Linked DNA regions of Homo sapiens: region 2 is linked to region 1. Evidence: read pairs that join two places in POLR2A ChIA-PET (ENCODE). Cell type or tissue: GM12878. All regions are shown on one strand. Links, peaks and the distances in the headings refer to the core of each region. The heading gives the core; the rest is flanking DNA. Region 1 has its middle 27 kb from the start of YWHAH. Region 2 overlaps LINC02558 (long intergenic non-protein coding RNA 2558).

Region 1 (5,373 bases), core at 122-5,121:
ATGCAGTACAGAAACTGGCCGGGCGCTGGCCGAGCGCAGTGGCTCACACCTGTAATCTCAGCACTTTGGGAGCCCGAGGCGGGCGGATCACGAGGTCAGGAGATAAGATCTTCCTGGCTAACACTGTAAAACCCCGTCTCTACTAAAACTACAAATAAATTAGGCATGGTGGTGGGTGCCTGTAGTCCCAGCTTCTCAGGAGGCTGAGGCAGGAGAATGGCATGAACCCGGGAGGCGGAGCTTGCAGTGGGCCGAGATTGTGCCACTGCACTCCAGCCTGGGTGACGGAGCAATACTCCATCTCAAAAAAAAAAAAAAAAAAAAAGAAAAAGAAAAAGAAAGAAAGAAATTGGCCAGGTGCAGTGGCTCACGCCTGTAATCCCAGCACTTTTGGAGGCTGAGGCAGGTGGATCACTTGAGGTCAGGAGTTCGAGACCACCCTGGCCAACATGGTGAAACCCCATCTCTATCTACTAAAAATACAAAAAAAAAAAAAAAATTAGCCAAGCATAGTGGTGGGTGCCTGTAATCCCAGCTACTCGGGAGGCTGAGGCAGGAGAATCACTTGAACTCGGGAGGGGGAGTTTGCAGTGAGCCAAGATCGTACCTCCGCACTCCAGCCTGGGTGACAGAGCGAGACTTGGTCTCAAGAAAAAAAGAAATAGAGGAGGGGGCTTCAGTCTGTGTAGGGGAGCTGGGGAAGACTGGAGAAAGGGGCATTTGGGCTGGGACTTGACAGCTACATAAGAGTTCTAGCAGGTGAGGAGGATGGGGTGGGGAAGGGGATGCTGGAGGGCTGGGGGGTTTTGGCAACAGAACAGTCAGGAGAAGACGACTAAAAACTGAAAGGAAGAACTGCAGAGAGAGTTCCCCGACCTGCCTCACCCAGCCTGCCCTTTCAACAACTAGAGGTGAGTGCTGGCAAGTCCCTGGGTGCACACTGGAGCCAAAAAATGGCCCATTGTCTGGAAGCCCTGAGCCAGCCTGTCCCCTGGTGTCATGCCACACAAGGCCTTGCTCACCTGTCAGCCTTTGCTCTTCCTGGCCCCAGATGTAGGTAGAACAATGGCCTCTGAACACACCCAAGCTCCACGGTGGTAGCCGGTGTCTGATAAGACAAGTAGGGAAATGATCTCTTTCATGTTCCCTTTCTCCTCAGAATCAGAACGCTGCGCCCAGGTTCAACCTGCTGTTTCTTCACCAGGTGACCCTGCATAGGCTTTTGAAACCACCCTGACCCTCATCCGTCTAGCGACAAGATGGGAATCATCAAGACTTCGTTACGTAACTCAAGAAGTCGGTGTGAGAACCTGGGAGATAAGGGTTGTTGAGCTGGGCGCAATGGCTCATGCCTGTAATTCCAGCACTTTAGGAGGCCAAAGCAGGCAGATCACTTGAGGCCAGGAATTCGAGACTAGCCTGGCCATCATGGCAAAACCCCGTCTCTACTCAAAATACAAAAATTAGCCAGGTGTGGTGGTGCACGCCTGTAATCCCGGCTCCTCAGGAGGCTGAGGCTGAGAATCACTTGAACCCGGGAGGCGGAGGTTGCAGTGAGCCAAGATCGCACCACTGCACTCCAGCCTGGGTGACAGAGGGAGACTCTGTCTCAAAAAAAAAAAAAAGGGGGGGGTGGTGGGGCAGCATTTTGAGAACTGAGTCTGAGGAAAAGCCACTGTTACTCTTGTCTGACAATAGTGCCAACTACCTGTGATCCTGAATAAGTCCATTCACCTCACTCGACCTCAAGTTTGAGGGTACAGTGATGACGGCGTTTCTCCAGCTTTCTTTGAGGGATCATGGTGAGGACCCGAGGCAGTCAGCTTTGCAAAGGTGTCTGAGCGGTGCAGGGTGCTCCCCCATTTTAAGGCAGTGCTGTAAATGCTCCCGTAACGGAGGCCAAACATTCTGGTTTTCTATTTTATTTTATTTTCAGACAGGGTCTTGCTCTATCACCCAGGCTGGAGTGCAGTGGCGTGATCACAGCGCACTACAACCTCTGCCTCCCAGGCTCAGTTGATCCTCTCACCACAGCTTCCCGAGTAGCTGGGACTACAGGCACATGCCACCACACCCCACTAATTTTTTGTAGAGACAGGGTCTCACTATGTTGTCCAGGCTGTCTCAAACTCTTGGGCTTAAGTGATCCACCCACCTTGGGCCTGCCAAAGTGCTGGAATTACAGGCATGAGCCACCATGCTCTGCCTAAACATTTTGCTTTGAATGAGCCTAGCAGGTGTACAAGGAACATGATATACCACTAGCTAGTCTGAAGCTTGGGAAAAGAAAGAAAGCAGAAAAAAGATAACAGCAAGAGCTTATTTTGTATATTGAACCCCAAACAAGTGTGTGTCCACCAACCTGCTAGGGCCTGGGGACAGCCCTGATGGAGGTGAGTGGGGACCCCCACTTCTCAGAGGAGAAACTGAGTCTCAGGGAAGTTCAGGGACTTGCCTGGGGTTACTGAGCACACAGAGCAGAGGAGAGATCGCACCTGTCTGCATTCTCCCACCTGCTCCTAATCCCCTCCAGCCAGGCTGGGCTTTTCCTCACAATGAGATGGGGTGTGGAAGACAGAAACCCAGTGAGAGTGGCCTCTGTGGAGAGGCCGCCGTGCAGGGAAGGAGGCAGGGTGGGGCCTGGGGCCAAGCTCCCTGCACAGCCATGACAGCCATGTCCCTGGTCTCGACTCCCCAGGGTCTCCTGCTCCTGGTCACTGCACTGTTGGTGGTTGGCGCTGGGAGAACAGGAGCACTCCCTGGGTAGTCTGACACACAGGATGTGTCTCGCCTCAAAGCAGAAATGAAACCGGCACAGTTCTCCTTGTGAGACACCCCCTCGCCACTTTCGTCTCTCTCCTGCAGGAACCAGGAGAGTGGCTGCCACCACTGGAAGCCAGATTGGAGGACAACAGAGAAACTGGCCAGCTCTGGGGTCTGACCCATGCAGGGAGCTGGGTGTCCACCCCCCACTGCACACATCTTGGGATTGCTTTGTGCATACCCCCTTGGGCTGCAGGTCACAGTGATCACAAGATACTGTTCCTATTAGGTTTGATGATGTAGACTCTAAGGGAGCTGCCCCTTTATACAAGTCCCTGTGTCCCAGTGGAATCGCAGCCAGCCCATCGCCGCGGGAGGGAGATTTGTTTGTGGTTTATTCGCTCATTTGTTGTTTACAGGTTTAGTCACCGTGCTTTCCACACATACGTATTAACAGTCACCCATGTGCCAGGCATCGTGTAGATGCAGGAGGAAGGATATTAAACAAAAAATTACACAAATAACGATTTTTAGGGTTGTGAAGTAATAAGTATAGTTGCGAAAAGTGCCCAAAAGACAAAGGAGAGGCCACTGTGAAAGGTGTAAGGGGAGCCAGGCGCGGCAGCTCACGCCTGTAATCCCAGCACTTTGGGAGGCTGAGGTGGGCGGATCATGAGGTTAGGAGATCAAGACCATCCTGGCCAACATAGTGAAACCCCGTCTCTACTAAAAATAGAAAAATTAGCTAGGCGTGGTGGCATGTGCCTGTAATCCCAGCTACTCAGGAGGCTGAGGCAGGAGAATCACTTGAACTCAGGAGGCAGAGGTTGCAGTGAACCGAGATTGCACCACCGCACTCCAGCCTGGCAAGACAGAGAGCGAGACTGCATCTCAAAAAAATAGAATAAAATAAAAAGCCGGCGTGGTGGCAGGTGCCTATACTATAATCCCAGCTACTGGAGAGGCTGAGGCAGAGAATCACTTGATCCCGGTAGTCGGAGGCTGCAGTGAGCTGAGATCACACCACTGCACTCCAGCCTAGACGACAGAGTGAGACTCTGTCTCAAAAAAAAAAAAAAAAAAAGGTGTGAGGGGGAGCCTGACCTATTCTGGGGCCTAGGGAAGGCTTCTGAATGTTTCCATGGAGACCTGATGGAAGGCCAAGGGAGAGGAAGGGGCAGGTGCAGCAGGAGAAGGAAGCAGAACCAATTGCGCAGGACCGTGTGTGCTGCGGAAGGGTGTCTTGTCTATGTCTTGAAAAGAAGGAACGTCTAGAAGGGTGGGTGACCTTGGGCAAGCCTTCCTCTTCTGTTAGCCTCAGTTTCCTCATCTTTTCAACAGGGACATGTTTGCCCTCCTTGCAAGGTTGTTGAAGAGCTCTTCAGTTAAGCACCTAGCACAGCACCTGCCACCTTGGAGGTGCCCAATAAGTGGAGCCATTGGCCTAATGGTTGTGACAGAGGTGGGGCAGGAATCCAGGCTGCGTGCCCAGCTCGCCTTCCAGCAGCTGCCCCTGCAGTCCCTGTCTTCTTCCAGGGCTGCTTCTAGGAGACACTGAGCCAGGAGCTGTCACTGGGCTGAACACATTGGCCCGAGTTCCAGCTCACTCTCTGCTATAGTGTTCCCCTGCTGTCATATCACTGCCCTTTGCCAGCCAGGTTAACGCAGCCTGGGAAAAGGCTGGGGTGAGTCTACAGCTACGGTCAGCCTTAGAAGCTGTTGTCCCCCCTCCCTCCTCCCACCTTCCACAGTGCCCCAGGCTCCAGCTAGATGACCTAGTCAGTCTTTGCAGATCCCTAATTCCTGTGATTAGCTGGGTAACCACGTACTCTGCAAGTGAGATGCAGGGTGGCACAGAGCTGGCAGCCCCAGGCTTGACCAGCAGTAGGACTACATCATTCTGAGAGTGCAGCCAGGTTGGACTCCCTCTCTCCTGATTCAGGGAAGGAGTCTTCCTAAAGCAGGAAGGAGCTGATCATTGATTGCATGCATGCCTGGAGCCATGCAGGATGCTTTGCTTGCTACTTGGCTTAGTTGTTTTTTGTTTTTTTTTTTTTTTTTTTTGAGACAGAGTCTCACTCTGTCACCCAGGCTGAAGTGCAGTGGTGTGATCTCGGTTCCCTGCAACATCCGCCTCCCGGGTTCAAGTAATCCTCCCGCCTCAGCCTCCCAAGTAGCTGGGACTACAGGCACACGCCACCATGCCCAGCTAATTTTTGTATTTTTAATAGAGATGGGGTTTCACCATGTTGGCCAGGCTAGTCTTGAGCTCCTGACCTCAGGTGATCTGCCTGCCTTGGCCCCCCAAAGTGCTGGGATTACAGGTGTGAGCCACCGTGTCCACCCATACCTGGCTTAGTTCTAACAACAGACCCCTGCTGTGGGTCCTGTTGGCTGCATTTTACAGATAAGTACCTGAGGCTTGAGGGTCACCCATCTGGCAAGTGACAAAAAGGCTGGATTCTATTCCAGGTCACCATGACCTTACCCAGCCCCTAACTCTGAGTGGCCGACCTTTGGGCTATGTTTTGTTGTATTTGGGATTTCATTCAGTTTCATTGTAGGAGTCCTGGAAACGAGATGGGGGAGCCTGAGCTTTGATCTCTTCCT
Region 2 (5,373 bases), core at 194-5,193, 65 kb after region 1:
ACCTGAGGTCAAGTTTGAGACCAGCTTGGCCAACAAAGTAAAACTCTGTCTTTACTAAAAATACAAAAATTAGCTGACATGGTGGTGGGTGCCTGTAGTCCCAGCTACTTGGCAGGCTGAAGCAGTAGAATCGCTTGAACCCAGGGGTTGGAGGCTGCAGTGAGCCAAGATTGCACCACTGTTCTCCAGCCTGGGTGACAAGAGTAAGACTCCCTCTAGGAAAAAAAAAAAAAAAAAAAAAAAAAAAGGGCCGGATGCGGTGGCTCATGCCTGTAATCCCAGCACTTTGGGAGGCTGAGGCGGGCAGATCACGAGGTCAGGGGTTTGAGACCAGCCTGACAAACATGGTGAAACCCCGTCTCTACTAAAATTACAAAAATTAGGCGAGTGTGGTGGTGCATGCCTGTAGTCCCAGCTACTCAGGAGGCTGAGGCAGGAAAATTGCTTGAACCCGGGAGGTGGAGGTAGCAGTGAGCTGAGATGGCGCCACTACACTCCAGCCTGGGTGACAGAGCAAGACTCCGTCTCACAAAAAAAAAAAAAAAAAAAGTTTTGGTTACTTTTCACATCTGAAGAAAGAAATGAAAATTTAGGTCAAAGAAAACGTCTTGATATATTAAGACATTATTAAATATTCTTTTATCAATGCAGCTGTAAAATATAATTTTTAGTATTATTTTTATAGAGGAAGGGGCCCACAAAAGCAAAGGTGTCTCAGACCCGCAAAAATCCTACTGTGGGCTTGACACTGTTTGTCTCACAGGGTTATCATGAGGATGCAATGTGATAATCATGTCAAATCTCATGTGCTGTGCTGGCCCATAGTAGGCCATCAGTAAACGGTCAGTGTTTATGGAGTAGCAGACAGAATCTCCCTCATCAGCCTGGGCCCCTTTAGCAGGAGAGCAGTGGGGGGGCTTTTCTGTCCCGCTAGCACCTTGGCAGGCTGGTGAATTATTGACTGTGCAAACCCATGAAGGAACCACTTAGTGAGCTTGAGGGAAGGGCAGTGCTAAGGAGCTGGTCCTCTGCCCCAGTTTCCTGTCCTGACACCTCTGAGGGTTCAGGGGCACCTGTGGCCTCACCAGGCAGAGAGAGAGTTGCCGAGGTGGAGAGGAGGCAGGCAATAGAGGGGTTCTGTGCCTCAGCGCCTGGTGGGGTTGGTAAAGCTCCCTAGCTGTAATTCCCTGCCTTTGTTAGGCAGAGAGACCTGGTGTCCACCTGGGTGGAGAAGGCAATGACCATGAGTGACTTAAATGGCTCTGACAGCCAATACTCGTTTTTTTTTTTTTTTTGAGACAGGGTCTCACTCTGTCACCCAGGCTGCAGCACAGTGGCACAATCTTGGCTCACTGCAACCAATGTTCTTTTTTAAAAAATAAATAAAGATGAAATTCACACAACATAAAATTAACCATTTTATTTATTTAGTAGAGATAGGATCTTGCTATGTTGTCCAGGCTGGAGTACAGTGACTATTTACAGGTGTGATACCTCTACTGATCAGCGCAAGAGTTTTGACCTGTTCAGTTTCTGACCTGAGCTGTTCACCCCTCCTTAGGCCGCTGGTTGTCCCTTGCTCCTGGAAGGTCACCATATTGATGCCAAACTCAGTGTGGATGCCCAATTGGTAGAGTGCACTACAGCCCAGAACTCATGGACTCAAGTCAGCCTCCCAAGTCCCTGGGACTACAGGTATGCACCAAAATTAACCATTTTAAAGTGTATGATTCAATGGCATTTAGTACATTTATGATATTATGCAACCATTACCTCTAATGTAGTTCCAAAATATGTTTATCATCCCGAAAAGAAACCTTATACTCCTTAAACAGTCACTTACCATTCCTCCCTTGCCTTAGGCCCTGACAACCACTCATCTGCTTTCTGTCCCTATGAATTTGCCTACTCTGGACGTTTAATATAAATGGAATCATACAATACGTGACCTATTGTGTCTGGCTTCTTTAACTCAGCATAATTTTTTTTATTTTAAAATTTTATTTTTTTGAGACAGAGTCTTGCTCTGTTGCCCAGGCTGGAGAGCAGGGGCGTGATCTTGGCTCACTGCAACCTCTGCCTCCTGGGTTCAAGCGATTCTCATGCCTCAGCCTCCCAAGTAGCTGGGATTACAGGCACGTACCTGTACATGTGTTTCATGTGCTGGTTACCATTTGTTCACTATGCCCAGCTAATTTTTTTTGTTTGTATTTTTTTTTTTTTTGAGACAGAGTCTCACTCTGTCACCCAGGCTGGAGTGCACTGGCGCTATCTTGGCTCACTGCAACCTCTGCCTCCCAGGTTCAAGTGATTCTCCTGTCTCAGCCTCCTGAGTAGCCTGGGACTACAGGCACGTGCCACCATACCTGGCTAATTTTTTTGTATCTTTAGTAGACATGGGGTTTCACCATGTTGGCTAGGCTGGTCTCGAACTCCCGACCTCAGGTGATCTGCCCGCCTTGGCCTCCCAAAGTGCTGGGATGACAGGCGTGACCCACCGGGCTTGGCCTTGTTTGTATTTTTAGTAGAGATGGGGTTTCACCATGTTGACCAGGCTCAGGCAATCCTCCTGCCTCAGCCTCCAGAAGTGCTGGGATTACAGGCGTGAGCCACCATGTCTGGCCCAGAATAATGTTTTTGAGGCTCATTCATGCTGTAGCAGGTATCAGCACTTCATTCTTTTCATAAGTTGAATAATAGTCCATTGTGTGGAATATACCACATTTGGTTTATCCATTCCTTTGTTGATGGACTTTTGAGTTGTTTCCACCCTTTGGTGATTGTGAATAGTGCTGCTATGAACATTTGTATGTCAGGTTTTGTTAAAATACCTGTTTTCAATTCTTTTGGGTATATGAACATTTGTATATCAGGTTTTGTTTAAATACCTGTTTTCAATTCTTTTGGGTATATGAACATTTGTATGTCAGGTTTTGTTTAAATACCTGTTTTCAATTCTTTTGGGTAGGAGTGGAATTGCTGGGTCATAGGATTATTCTCTGTTTCACATGTTGAGGAACCTCCAGACTATTCTCTAAAGCAGCTGTACCATTTTACATTCCCATCAGCAATGTATAAAGTTTCTCCACATTATCATAAACACATTATTATTAATATTATTATTATTATTATTTTGAGACAGGGTCTTGCTCTGCTGCCCAGGCTGGAGTGCAGTGGCACAATCATGGCTCACTGCAGCCTTGATCTCCTGGGCTCAAGCAATCCTCCCACCTTAGCCTCCTGAGTAGCTGGGACTATTCCACCCCAACATGGCATGCACCATCATGCCTGGCTAATTTTTTGATTTTTTGTAGAGATGGAGTCTTGCTATGTTGCCAAGGCTGGTCTTGAACTCCTGAGCTCAAGTGATCCTCCCACCTCAGCCTCCCAAAGTGCTGAGATTACAGGTGTGAGCCCCTGCACCCAGCCATTGTTTGTTTTTTTGATTATAGCCATCCTAGTAGGTGGGTGGGCAGTGGTATCTCATTGTGGTTTTGATTTGTGGTTTCAATTTGTATTTCCTGGCCGGGCGTGGTGGCTCATGCCTGTAATCCCAGCACTTTGGGAGGCCGAGGCAGGCAGATCACCTGATGTCAGGAGTTCAAGACCAGCCTGGCCAATATAATGAAACCTCGTCTCTACTAAAAATACTAAAATTAGCCGGGCACGATGGCAGGTGCCTGTAATCCCAGCTACTCGGGAGGCTGAGGCAGGAGAATGGGTTGAACCCGAGAGGCTAAGGTTGCGGTGAGCCGGTATCATGCCATTGCACTCCAACCTGGGTGAGAGAGAGAGACTCTGTCTCAAAAAAAATTTTTTTTAATATTTCCCTAATGACTAATGGTGTTGAGCTTCTTTTCATGTGCTTGTTACCATTTGTTCTTTTTTCTTTCTTTATTTTTTTTTTTTTTGATCCAGGCCTGGTGAATTCTCCACCAGTCCCTATAAGAAAACCTTGCCCCGGGAGATGGAGGTTGCAGTGAGCCAAACTCACGCCACTGCACTCTAGCCTGGGTGACAGAGCGAGACTCTGTGTCAGAAAAAAAAAAAAAAGAGAAAACCTTGCCCTGTAGGAGTCCCCTTCTCTGGGGAACAGCTAGCCTTAGATGTTAAATATACAGTCTAAGTGCCCTCTTGGCCTCATGTGTCCTGCAGACTCCTTCTCTACCTGGCGTCATCCCAGATCTTGCCTTGGGTCTTGGGCCTTTCCTGCTGGCCATAACGTTCCCAAAGGGGTAACAGTTGTGTCTTTGGGAGCTCTTCTCTTTTGCCCTGACAAATTCCTTATTGTTTATCTGGAACTTGTTCATTGTTGCCTCTGCCCACTTGGGCCTCACTGAATTCTTCTCTCCACCTCCTACTCATTCCTGGTTATCTTAGATTCCTTAGCCTCTAACGTTTTCTAGACTCTCCCCCTTGGTCCTGGTGGACTCTCCCCAGTGGACTCAGTTGGCAAACTTTCCAGCCTGGGGGCCCTGCTGTTCTGGCACAGCTAGGGAGAAGGGCAGGAGGCTGGCTGGCCTCTCTGAGGGTGTTGGGGTGGCAGATCATTCACGCTTCACTTCTCACCGGAGTGGTGGGGAGGTCTCTGGAGGACCCTGGCTCTGGAGAAGGAGGGGGTTGCCATACCAACCCTTGTAGCAGGAGCATAACAGTGATAAAAACCCGCATGTCATTTGTGAGGTACAAAGTCCTGGTCTAGTTTGGGCCCAGGGGTTTTTCCTTTCTGCAAGATGGCTCTCTCTTTATTCCATCTCTTGCTCACTCGCTGACTCACTGACAACATACATTTACTGGGTGCTGACTCTGCAAAGCCCTGTGCTGGGCCCTGAGACTAAAAAGCTCAGCATTTGAGCCCCTCATGGTGTCTAGACAGATAAACACACAAATGCAATATGATGTGATGTGTGTGATAGCAGGGTATGTATGAAGGCAGTGGGAACCCAGCTGAAGTAGGAATCACTCTGCCTTGAGAGAAAAAAATGGGTAGCTTGAGCTGCAAGGAAAAGGTGACATTTGAGTTGGTTCTTGATGGAGGAGAGACTGACGTAGGGGAGAAAGGCATTCTAGGTAAAGGACTCAGGTTCTTCGAATGGACTCGGCTCAAGAGCGATTTAGGAGGAAACTCAGAAGCCCACTGCATTTCCTTTGTCTTTCTCCCCAACTACACTGGGAACACCTTGAAGTCGAAAGACGCAGTCTAAGGCCAGGTGTGGTAGCTCATGCCTATAATCCCAGCACTTTAGGAGGCCGAAGTGAGCGGATCACTTGAGCCCAGGAGTTTGGGACCAGTTTGGGCAACATGGTGAAACTCTGTCTCTCCAAAAAAAAAAAATTAGCCAGGCGTGGTGGTGCACACCTTAGTCCCAGGTA

Evidence for each region. ChIA-PET counts read pairs that join two places held together with the same protein. Peaks named below come from ENCODE experiments on the same cell type or tissue, not always from the same donor. Only the 100,000 strongest peaks of a DNase experiment are listed, where the experiment ranks them.
Region 2: POLR2A ChIA-PET joins it to region 1 with 7 read pairs; 4 of 35 experiments call an interaction of 5 or more read pairs at or near these places.

Annotation. Positions count from the first base shown.
Region 1 is chr22:31,914,625-31,919,997 of GRCh38, forward strand. No RefSeq gene overlaps it. Among named protein-coding and RNA genes, the nearest start is that of YWHAH, 27 kb to the right of the region's middle. RefSeq lists an enhancer at 2,346-2,846. In GM12878, for the core only: no CTCF peak of the experiment used is centred there; DNase peaks (open chromatin) are centred at 2,807 and 3,147; H3K27ac peaks cover 777 bases.
Region 2 is chr22:31,979,711-31,985,083 of GRCh38, forward strand. It overlaps LINC02558 (long intergenic non-protein coding RNA 2558), which reads left to right. Exons shown (of 5, transcript NR_149128.1): 3 at 1,562-1,695. It also overlaps the pseudogene RN7SL305P. Among named protein-coding and RNA genes, the nearest start is that of LINC02558, 12 kb to the left of the region's middle. In GM12878, for the core only: no CTCF peak of the experiment used is centred there; no DNase peak of the experiment used is centred there.